Regions from separate parts of the Homo sapiens genome. Here region 1 is linked to region 2. The links are chromatin loops, found by intact Hi-C in ENCODE. Cell type or tissue: OCI-LY7. All regions are shown on one strand. Each heading gives the region's core, and the rest is flanking DNA. Links, peaks and the distances in the headings are about the cores only. Region 1 has its middle 9.0 kb from the start of BOD1. Region 2 overlaps LINC01942 (long intergenic non-protein coding RNA 1942).

What was found. Hi-C counts contacts between places; a loop is a spot of excess contacts. Peaks named below come from ENCODE experiments on the same cell type or tissue, not always from the same donor. Only the 100,000 strongest peaks of a DNase experiment are listed, where the experiment ranks them.
Region 1: a loop joins it to region 2, with 5 times the contacts of the local background. A loop is called at or near these places in 5 of 110 quality-filtered maps.

What each region holds. Positions count from the first base shown.
Region 1 is chr5:173,623,038-173,628,164 of GRCh38, reverse strand. No RefSeq gene overlaps it. Among named protein-coding and RNA genes, the nearest start is that of BOD1, 9.0 kb to the right of the region's middle. In OCI-LY7, for the core only: CTCF peaks have their summits at 2,063 and 2,274; a DNase peak (open chromatin) is centred at 2,304.
Region 2 is chr5:173,695,797-173,701,316 of GRCh38, reverse strand. All of the region lies in intron 1 of LINC01942 (long intergenic non-protein coding RNA 1942), which reads right to left. Among named protein-coding and RNA genes, the nearest start is that of LINC01942, 9.1 kb to the right of the region's middle. In OCI-LY7, for the core only: no CTCF peak of the experiment used is centred there; DNase peaks (open chromatin) are centred at 988, 1,176, 2,306 and 2,956; H3K4me3 peaks cover 2,986 bases; H3K27ac peaks cover 3,591 bases.

The sequences.
Region 1 (5,127 bases), core at 1-5,000, 73 kb after region 2:
CTTTCTCTCTCCCTTTCATTCATTCATTCCTGGCAAACTGCGCATTCTCTCCTCCTCCCACTGCGAATCCCATTGTCATTCCAGCAGCATTTCAACCCACTGCAGGCGAAGTGGAGGCTCTCTCTCTTCCAGATTTCTCTGTCGAATTGCTGGCAAGGACAAAGCCGTTAGGAGCAAGATTCGGTAACTAGCTTTTTAATTTCATGGCTGGAGGTTGTCAGGACAGTACAGAGAAAATTGCCAACGATTCAGAGAGCGGCCCATGAATCTGGGGCAGAGCAGGAGAGAACAAGGGAGCGCTTCAGCTGGGGGTGAGGTGTTGGCAGCCACTTGGATGAGAAAGTTCTCTTCTTCCGAATTTCTTTGGTTCAGATCCGCGTTCATTTAAAAAGATCAATTCAGCAATTTTTCACCCTTCCTCAATAAAGCATTTTAGACAGCGGAGAAAGAAAAGGAGAAGGGGCCCTCTCGGGATCTTTCTGTAGGACGGAACGAGCATCAGTTGGTCATCAGTTGTTATGAAATAGGGCTGTTAATTTGAGAGAGAATCGTCCTATTTCCAGTATATTTCTGCAGACTTGGATTATAAAACAACCCTACCTCCAGATTACAACCCCAATATCAGGTTCAAAAGTTCCACATTCCAACCCCCAAGCTCAGCTACAGAGTTGCTGTGTGGCCGTGGGTTAGTGGCTCCCTGTCTCTGAACTCTGCAAGTTGAATGTTGAATAAAACGGTCCCTAATATTCTTTCCCACCTCTATGCTTCTCTGTTTTTACCAAGTTCACAAGGAATTTCTTCGTATCTAAAGGCTGGGGTTTTTAGGTCTCTTGGGCAGAACCTCACATGGGTCTGAATGAAGAGGAATGAACTGTAACCTCCAAAGAGCTGAGTGACAGAGTGACATTAGGAAGGGTCTCAAGATGCCACTTTACCTTGTTATGCCAACTGCGATTCCACAGCTGGATATACTCATGCAAGCTAACACTTGACAATAATAACATGGTAAACTTGTACTGGGGGTCTTGTTTTATCATTCCTGGAACTCTCTCAAATACATTCTCTTTCAAATGCCTTCCTCATATCCACCCTAAAAATAAGGTCTTTTAGTCACTCTATTCTACAGATAAGGGAAGTGAGGCTCACATGCCCAAAAGGTGACCAAGTCTGACCAGAAGACCCTTGCTTGCACTGGGCTAAGATATACAAGGCCTGCCCCTGGAGAAGCAAGTTTGAGAAAAGCAAGGGAAGGCAGGTGCATCTTGCCAGTTTCTGCCCTCCCTTCCAGCTTCACATTGACCTCTAACTGGCAGTACTGCTCCAAGGCTCTTAGTTGCAAGCAACATAAATGTATTCTGGGTGATTTAAGCTGAAAGGGAATTCATTGAAAGATTCTAGGTAGCTCACGGAATTGACAGGAAGACTGAAGAACTAGGCTCAGGAAATAGGTAAGAAAAAGGGCGGTCTCGCAGCCAGAATCACAAACAAAACTCTTGCTCCAGAACCAGTCCAGTGACATCATTGCTGCAGCTGCTACAAACACAGGGCCCCTGTCATTGCAGCTGGAGCACTGTCCCTTCTGGCCATGGCTGTGCACAGAGCTGCAAAGGAGGCTGGGAAAGTGGGTATCTGGTATTTTCTCTACCCATAGGAAGGCTCTGCCACCTAACAAGCCTCAGGGGGTACAGAGTTCCCCCCAAATAGGAAGGGCATTGAGAGTTGAGATGCCAGGTAACCAAATCTCAGGCAAATGTGCACGTATCAATCAGGTTAGGCTCAGTAATGCTGTAGTAACAAAAACATCTTAAATCTGAGGGGCTTAAAAACAACCAAGGGTTATTTCTGGGTCACGCTTACATGTCCAGCAAGGGGCTCCATTCCAGGACTTTCTTAACTCAGACCTCAGGCTGCTGGAGCCGCCTGATCTCAAATATTTCCCACAGTCACCATGGCATTGGGAAGGGGTGATTAGAGCAGCAATTACAGGCTCCCAACCAGAAGTGACATATGTCACTTCCACGCATGGCTCACTGGCCAGACCTAGTCACATGGCCCTGCCTTGGGGCCAGCAAGTGCCGTCTTGCCTCAGATCTGGAGGGCAGAGAGCTGGGGAAATCTGGCAAGTAGTGTTGACAATGCCCAGGGTCCACTGAATGGGGCCTGCCAATCAAAGCCCACCTGGAAAGGGAACAGAAGACAGAGCACTGAAATGGAGGTAGGAGAGCAGAGTTTCATTCCTGGTTGAGCCCCTGAGAACTGTACATGTATCTAGCAGCACCTAGGGGCTAGAGGAAACCCTTACTTCTGGGTGTGGCCCCAGAAGACACTCTGCTCAAACTGCAAGTGGCAGCAGCAGATGTTGGAAGCACAGCCCACGAATGAAGCACTGGAGGGCCCAGAGTAAGGGGAGCTGGGAGCCAAGCCCAGCCTCTTGGAGCTCAGGCAGGCAGCCTTTTTCCTGCCTACAGGCTCCTGAGCCACTGTCTCCTAAGGAAGATGGGTGCTTCACTGTAGCCCCAGGCTCCCTCTGGAAATAAATCCTCTTCTTGTAACTGTCTGACAGGCAGCAGGAGCCAGGATGCCTAGAATATCCACAGGCTTCTTGGGCCCACACTTTGTTTTGGTTGCAGAGAGATGACAGGCCAGGGTGTGTCCCCAAGAAGATCCGGGGGAAGCGAGGCACTGTGAGCTGGATAGTGAGTGGGTGGGAGGCTGACTATGGGTCCCTTGGGACATGGAATGTCCTCTAAGAACAAGGTTGAAAGTACAATTTGCCACTTGTTTATTTGTTTTTAATGTGGCTGAAACATCAGTCCCTCCTCTGATACCTTCAGAAAGTCAATCAGTACCAAATAATCCAGGTGCTGAGATTCGTATAAAAGCCCCTAAATTTAAAAGAATACAGTAGAGGCAGGACTTCAATGCAGAGGTGAAGAATTTGAAGAAATCATGGAGGGGGTCAGGATTGGCCTTCTGCAGGACCTAGGATGGCCATGGGGAGAGGTAGGTTGGGAGGCAGTGAGCAGGCTGAGCCAGATCTCAAGGAGCAGTGATGCCCTAGCCAACACCCGCCCCATGAGATGATCCCTGCAGCCCCCTCTCTGGTCTCCCTGCCTCCAGTGTCACCCCATCCACTCACACTTCCGTGCTGTCCCAGAAGAATCTTCGTAAATTTTGTATACTATGCTGCTCCTGCCCTATTGAAAAGCATTGTCTTTACTCCAAGGTCAAATTCAATCTCTGAAATTGCAGCATTTGAGGTCCCAGGCTACTTCATCACCCTATCTCAAACACATGCTCTGCAACCTCCACGCAGCTCATGGGACCAGCCCCACCTTTTCAGAATATACTGATACCCTTCAAGCCTCTGAGCTTTTGCTCAAACTCTTCCTTCTTCCTGGGGCCCTGAGCCACTCCTTCCTCCACCTACTTACCCGGGAAAGGTTCTTAGTTGTAACAGAAATGAATTCTGGCAACTTTAAGCAGCAAAGGTATGCAGGATAGAATATGAGTGACTCTCAAGATCTCTGGGAAGGCCAGAGATTCAGGCTGAGAGACTACAGGGATAGGATCCACACCCACATCACACCACTGGAGATCCTGTAGAGACGTCACTACCCTGATGCTGAGACAGACACGACATCAGATGCCTCCCATGCTGCCCACTCAGCTATTACACATCTCTGTGGGACTTCGCCCTGGCCCCTGGGAAGGCTGGCTGCATTCAACAACAGCCACCTGTGCCCTGAGAAAGCTTTCTGAACTCAGGAGTCATAAAATCTATACGCATGTCCCTCCTCACCCCGGCATGGCCCCTCCCCTCTACAGCAAATCACCACAGCTGAGTCCCTTTTCTTTCTAGAATCATCATGGGAGCATGGTCTAGAGCCTGGCCCTTACCAGGCATTGTCTCATATAATTCTCACAGCATCCCTGTGATGTAGGTTCTATTATTGTCCTCATGTCACACACAAGGAAAGAGGCTCCAAGAAGAGAGAGAACCTCTCCTGGTGGTGGGGCCAGGATTCTACCCCAGACCTATCTCTGAAGGCCACAATTCTCCTGATATGTTATAGCAGGAGGAACCCAGGCTTTAGGTATCAGGCAGTCTTGTTTGAACCCTGGCTTCAACACCAGGCAACTGATGTCCCTTCTCTGCCCCTTAGTCTTCTCATCTGTAAAATGGGAATAACATCTGTTTGCCTTGCAGAGCTTTTGTCTCAACTAGAGGTGATGGGAGTAAGGAGGGTAAGGACCAGGTATGTAGAAGGTGCGTAATAAATATTACTTCCCTTCCCCTGGCTGGCACCATCTGCTGTTCTCCTCTCCCCATCCCCTGAATCTCTAGGATTTCAGCTGCATTTTCAGAAACATCCAGCACATGCTGGGGCCTGCTCAACCCTCGGAAATGAAAGGGATTCCCACGAGCATCAGCTCAGATACTTCTGCTTGCCTCTGACACAGCCTGGCCACAGAGAGGTGGTACCTAAGCCACACCCAGCCACACCTGAGCCACACCCAGACACCCAGAGCTAGGCTTCCCTGTGCTCTCTTGGCACAGGATGTGGGAAGTCCTTGGATGAGATTGGATGGCAGGAGAGCTATTCCCCTGGGCCTCACGGTCCAGAGTCCTCAGATTTAGATATTCTCTCCAAATAACGCTAAACATGCAATTGCAGATAAATATTGGCAGGAGCAAAGGAGACATTTGTCCGCAGCTTTAAACTTTGTCCCATCATTATGCCCCAGGGCGTGCAGCACACGTGAATGTATACACATAATACATATTGGCTGGGTGCGGTGGCTCACGTCTGTAATCCTAGTACTTTGGGAGGGTGAGGCAGGTGGACCACGAGGTCAGGAGATCAAGACCATCCTGGCCAATATAGTGAAACCTTGTCTCTACTAAAAATACAAAAATTAGCCAGGTGTGGTGGTGTGTGCCTGTAGTCCCAGCTACTCAGGAGGCTGAAGCAGGAGAATCATTTGAACCCGGGAGGTGGAGGTTGCAGTGAGCCGAGATTGTGCCACTGCACTCCAGCCTGGGCGACAGAGTGAGACTCCATCTCAAAAAAAAAAAAAAAAAAAAAAAAAAAAAAAATATATATATATATATATATATATATA
Region 2 (5,520 bases), core at 217-5,216:
ACCTGCCCAGGGTTCTATCCCAGCTTGGTGTCCTTGCCTGCAAGCACAGGGTAGCTTCACAGCGAGACCTGGCCTGCCCTGCAAGTCCACACAACAGGAGCCCACCATGGCCCAAGCCATGCCGGCCACACCAAGTCCTGCAGGAGAATGTGAGCGACCTCCCGGGACCATGAGGCAAGCCGTTAGGAACGAGCATTGACACACCCTCCAGTTTTCTGGCAGAGGCAAAATTAAAATGTAACACCACCTCCCCGAGGCCACCTCTTTGGATGGTAAATCAGGAAACCTGGGCTGAGTTCTAGTTTTACAAACTTTCTGGCTGTGGACACAGTCACCTCCTTTCACATCCTATGTCCTAGGTAAAAGACACTAGGAAAGCAAATTCACCTATCCAAGCTTCCATTTCCTCATCAGAAAAATGAAAGTGAAAGGCCGGGCGCGGTGGCTCACGCCTGTAATCCCAACACTTCGGGAGGCCGAGGCGGGCGGATCACGAGGTCAGGAGATCGAGACCATCCTGGCTAACACGGTGAAACCCCGTCTCTACTAAAAATACAAAAAAATTAGCCAGGCGTGGTGGCAGGTGCCTGTAGTCCCAGCTACTCGGGAGGCTGAAGCAGGAGAATGGCGTGAACCTGGGAGGCAGAGCTTGCAGTGAGCCAGGATCGCGCCACTGCACTCCAGCATGGGCGACAGAGCGAGACTCTGTCAAAAAAAAAAAAAAAAGATGAAAGTGAGGATACCTACCTCTCCTATTTGGGCAGTACTGGACTTACAGTAAGGATCGGCTAGGCTGGTGGTCTTCAAAGTGTGATCCCGGGACCAGCAGCACCAGCATCACTTGGGAACTTGTTAGAAATGCAAATTCCTGGGTCCCACCTCAGACCTGCTGAATCAGTAACTCTGGGGGTGGGACCCAGCAATTTATGCCTTAATGAGACCACCAGGGATTTCTGACACTTGCTGAAGCTTGCCAAGCACTGCATTAAGTGGTAGCTGTCTGGGGGTTGTTGATATTCTCAAAAACCCTGCAAGCTGAGTCTGACTATAGCAAGGCTTGTGGTCAGACAAACAAGGGAGAAGTCCTGTTATCTCCACTTTTCGCCAGTGGCCTCAGGCAAGCTGGTTGGTCTCTCTGAGGCTCAGCTTTCTCATCCTCCAAATGGGAGTAATACTTGACTGACAGATTGCCCTAAAGCACCTCAGCTTATGTAAAGCCCTGATCTGGGCGCCTGGAACATTAGAACTGCTTGCTAACTAGAAGTTACTATTATTGCTGTTGTGGTTATTGTTTTCTTCTTAAACCATCAGGTGCCAGAGGTTTTTGTTTCTTTTTTTTTTTTTTTTTTTTTTTGAGACAAGGTCTTGCTCTGTCACCCAGGCTGGAGTGCAGTGGAGCAATCTCGGCTCACTGCAAGCTCCGCCTTCCAGGTTCACGCCATTCTCCTGCCTCAGCCTCCCGAGTAGCTGGGACTACAGGCACCCGCCACTACGCCCCGCTAATTTTGTTTGTATTTTTAGTAGAGACGTGGTTTCACCGTGTTAGCCAGGATGGTCTCGACTCCTGACTTCGTGATCCGCCTGCCTCGGCCTCCCAAAGTACTGGGATTACAGGCATGAGCGACAGCGCCCAGCGCCAGAGATTTTTGTTTCTAAAAATGGTCAAGTTTCTCTGGCATAAATCTCCGCTCATACTGCCATCATACCCCAAAGAAAGTCCCCAAAAGGACTGGCAAGTAAATTGCCAAAGGGCCCTCTGCTACCCATCATATGGTGGGCTTTCCAAGTTTGAATAAGGCAGAGGATTTCAATTACCCAGGATTACAAAGGAGGGCCTCGGATGCACCATATGGCCCAGGCCTGGCCGCCCATCGTCCTGCATGATCGGAGACTCTCGTGTGAGATATTAACATAATATCCCTTCCAAAAGCGATTACAGAGTTGCAGGCAGCAGAATGTCATTTGGTGGCCGTGGCCCGCTCTCATCAGCAGCGATGACTAAACAAACTAATCAAATCAGCACAAATTTGCACACAAGCCCAGCCGCTGGGCCTGGATATCATTTCGGTGAAGGCATAATTCTGCCTAGGATGACTTGACTAATGGGCTCCCGGTGGGCAGCCAGGCCAGCCTGCAGGGCGAGGGCGGCAGCACCCACAGGCAGCCACAGCCAGGGGCCCGGAAGGTACAGAGGCTGTGGGAGCAAACAGCAAACAGAGGGGGAGGAGAGGCAGGGAAGACACCTGTGCATTCATCACTCCAGTCTCAGTATGGGTGTATGAGCACGCGCGCACGCGCGTGTGTGTGTGTGTGTGTGTGTGTGTGTGTGTGTGTGTGGCCGCCCCATGCACCTCCCCTAGCTTCCTGAGAACACTGGCTCCAGAGCTGCTTTGTTTCAAGCCTCAGTTCTGTATTTTACTGAGTGTCCTTGAGCAAGATACTAAACATCTCTGAGCTCAGTGTCCTCATTCATAAAAATGGGGATAGTGTTTGATCTTAATTATTGAGGCTGCTATGAGGATTCAATAAAATAATATAAATAAAGTCCATCACGCAGTGTCTAATGCAAGGAGTATTCAGTGAATGGCAATTGTTACAACTATTATTACTGTTCAACAGTCTTCACCATGGACCTTCCACGGGTCAGGCCCAGGTCCTGGGAATGTCAAATTAAGGAAGGCCCTGTACTTGCCTCAAGGTGTGCACAATAAAATGGGGTGATGGACCCATAACCAGATAGTCACGCTATCCTGTGGGAAGTGCTGTGGGAGTCGCAGGGGGCTGAGAGCAAAGCGGGGGTGCCTTCACCCTGGGGCCCCAGGAAATGGTACTAGAGAAAGTGAGGCTACAGGTGAGTTCTGGACACTGAGTGGAATTTCCATAGCAGCCTGGCCAGGAAGTGGGAGTCCCGTGAGAGGGCAGACAGGTGCCTGCTGTGAGGGATGGAAACTGGGGGCGTTTACCTTCCTGCTTACACGCCAGCAGGCCATCTGCCGAAAGACTGAGGGCTTCTCAAGTATGAGGCAAGATCAGAACTTGCAGCAATGTCTGAAGAGGCTGGGATAAAGAGGACACATTTCCAGGTGTGTAAATGACAGAGGGTGCAGAGGGAGGCATTGCAGGTCCTCAGGAAGAAAAAGGTAGTAGGGGAGGTGTCCGCTGGCAGCCTGGAGGACTGGCTTCCTGCACGTTTCGGGGCAAACCCCGCCCTGTCTCTACACTCCATTTGCAGAGTGGAGGGCCAGCAGGCTCAATGCCTCCCACCTGCACTGACTTTCCTTCTATTCCACAACATTGCCACAGCCTAGGAAGCCTGCAGCATTCATGACTTAATACTTGTCTCCCAAACAGCAACCTCTTAAAACCTAAATCACTAACCTAAAGGAGGTCTTTATAATGTTACTGTCATTAATGAGCTGGGACCATTTGCCACTGATAGAAGGTAACAGTAGAAGTAAAATGAAAACTGAATGAGGAAGGTTACAGGCTTTAGTTAGAGGCTGGTCCTTCCTAAACACTTGGAGGGTGGGTGAAAGGAGACTGGCAAGTGTTAGGGGACGTGTTAAAGAAACGCCAGCACCCAGGTGAGACCCTTCTCCCTGCGTGATCACAGGCTTGAAGGAGAACTGAAGAGGGACTGCAATCCTCACTGCTTAACATGTTATTTAGAACCAGGCTTATGCACCATCTCCCTGTCCTCGCAGACCCCAAGTAATCACCCCCATCTATTGCCCCCCCTACACACACACTTTGGGAAATGCTGGTCCCAATAATCTGGATAAGCTATAAGCCCTTCGATGCTGTGAATTCAACACTTCGGAATAGGTAGGAGTGACTGGATGTGAACCACCAGGTCACTGCACCTGTCCTCCTCTCTGAGCCCCTCCCTAGTCCTACCCAATGAATGCAGACCTGGTGCCACTCCTAGGAGGTGCTGAGCCCAGCCATGGGGCCCTGGTATGGTTCCATAGATGGCAGTGCTCAGTGTGGTCTCCTCAGATTCTTGCCTGGAGGCATCTCAGGAAGGCCATCCCGCGACCCTCTCATGGTCCTACATCAGGGATATCTGTTTCCATGGCCTCCCTTCACCCACCAGCCCAGCTCAACCCCTACCTGCAACTCTAGCCCTGTGACTTCCTTCACCCCTCACTCCCAAAATGGAGGCGAAGCTCACCAAAGGCCAAGGCTGCCCTGACTACCCAGCTCCAACTGGTTGCCTCATCCGACTCCCCAGCTGCCTCCCTTTTCTCCAAAGACCTGGCTTCAAATTCTACCTCTGCTACTTGCCTGCTGGGATCTTGGACCACTTGCTTCACCTCTCTGAAACTCAGTCTCCTCATCTGCATCTTTGTCTCATCAGCTACAATGTAACTGATCTCATGAGTTTTTATTTTTTGAGAATCAAGTGAAATGATATAGGCAAACTCACTGAAATGCTGCTCAAGGGACTGAACAAATGAATGAGTGAATAATTGAATGAATGAATGAACCTAGGAGGCTTCTAATAGATGAAGAACTGGATGCAAAGTCTAGAGACCAGGGTTCAAGCCCCAGTCCAGAACTTTTCCTTCCTGAGCTTTAGTTTCCCTAACTGCCAGCAAAAAGATTAAATTTAGATGACCACAGAGATTGTTTCCAACTTTAAATGCTAAACTATGATTCAGGGTGTGAGACCAGCAAGCATACTTTTGCGAGCCCTTGCACAAAACCCAAAGCACAGGCTACACCTATAATTTCTCCAAAGCTGGGAGGCATAGGCAGGAAGGTGGCTGGCTGAAGAGTCAAGGCCAGATGAAAAAGCAGTCTCCCTTTTGCAGCAGAGTTGGCAAATGTTTAATAGCACAGGTAAAAATCACAGCCCTGCCATTTCCTAGCTGTGCAATTATCTGAAGAAAGTAATGTGAGTTGCGGGCCTCAGTTTTCCTCATCAGGATAATGGGCATAATTTTACCGTCCTCCCTGGCATGTTATGAGGATGGAAAGACAGTGTTGACTCTTACCACTTGCTCATTCTTGCTTCCTACATGTAGCAAACTCTCAACAAATGGTAATATGCTTACTTTTAACATTTTAAATGACCGTTATCCTGTTATAAGCAACAACCTTCACATTGAATACAACGGTCTAAAACTAAAGGCAGGAAGGGCCCTTTAGTGATGGCAAAGGAGTTTGGAGTTGCTCTGTTCTTCCACATCCTCCCCCCCACCACACACCTGGTCACCTGACGCAGCCAAACCTGCATAGGCCCAGAGGGATGGCAGAGGCGACCCTGCTGAGAGAGGAGCCCGGTCTTAGGGATGGACAGTGGCCCCATCCAGCTCCTGCCCCTTCTCAGTCCAGCTGAGCACACTCTGCCCTGGGGCCCTGGAGGCTGGTGTGGAGACCCCCAGCCCTCACCCTTCACACACTCACATCCCTGACACCTCTCAGGCCCACGTCACAACCTCAATAGACAGAAATTGAACATGCGCAGGCAGATGTGTGTGTTGGTGAGCACACAGCGGGCTGAGAGGTTACCAA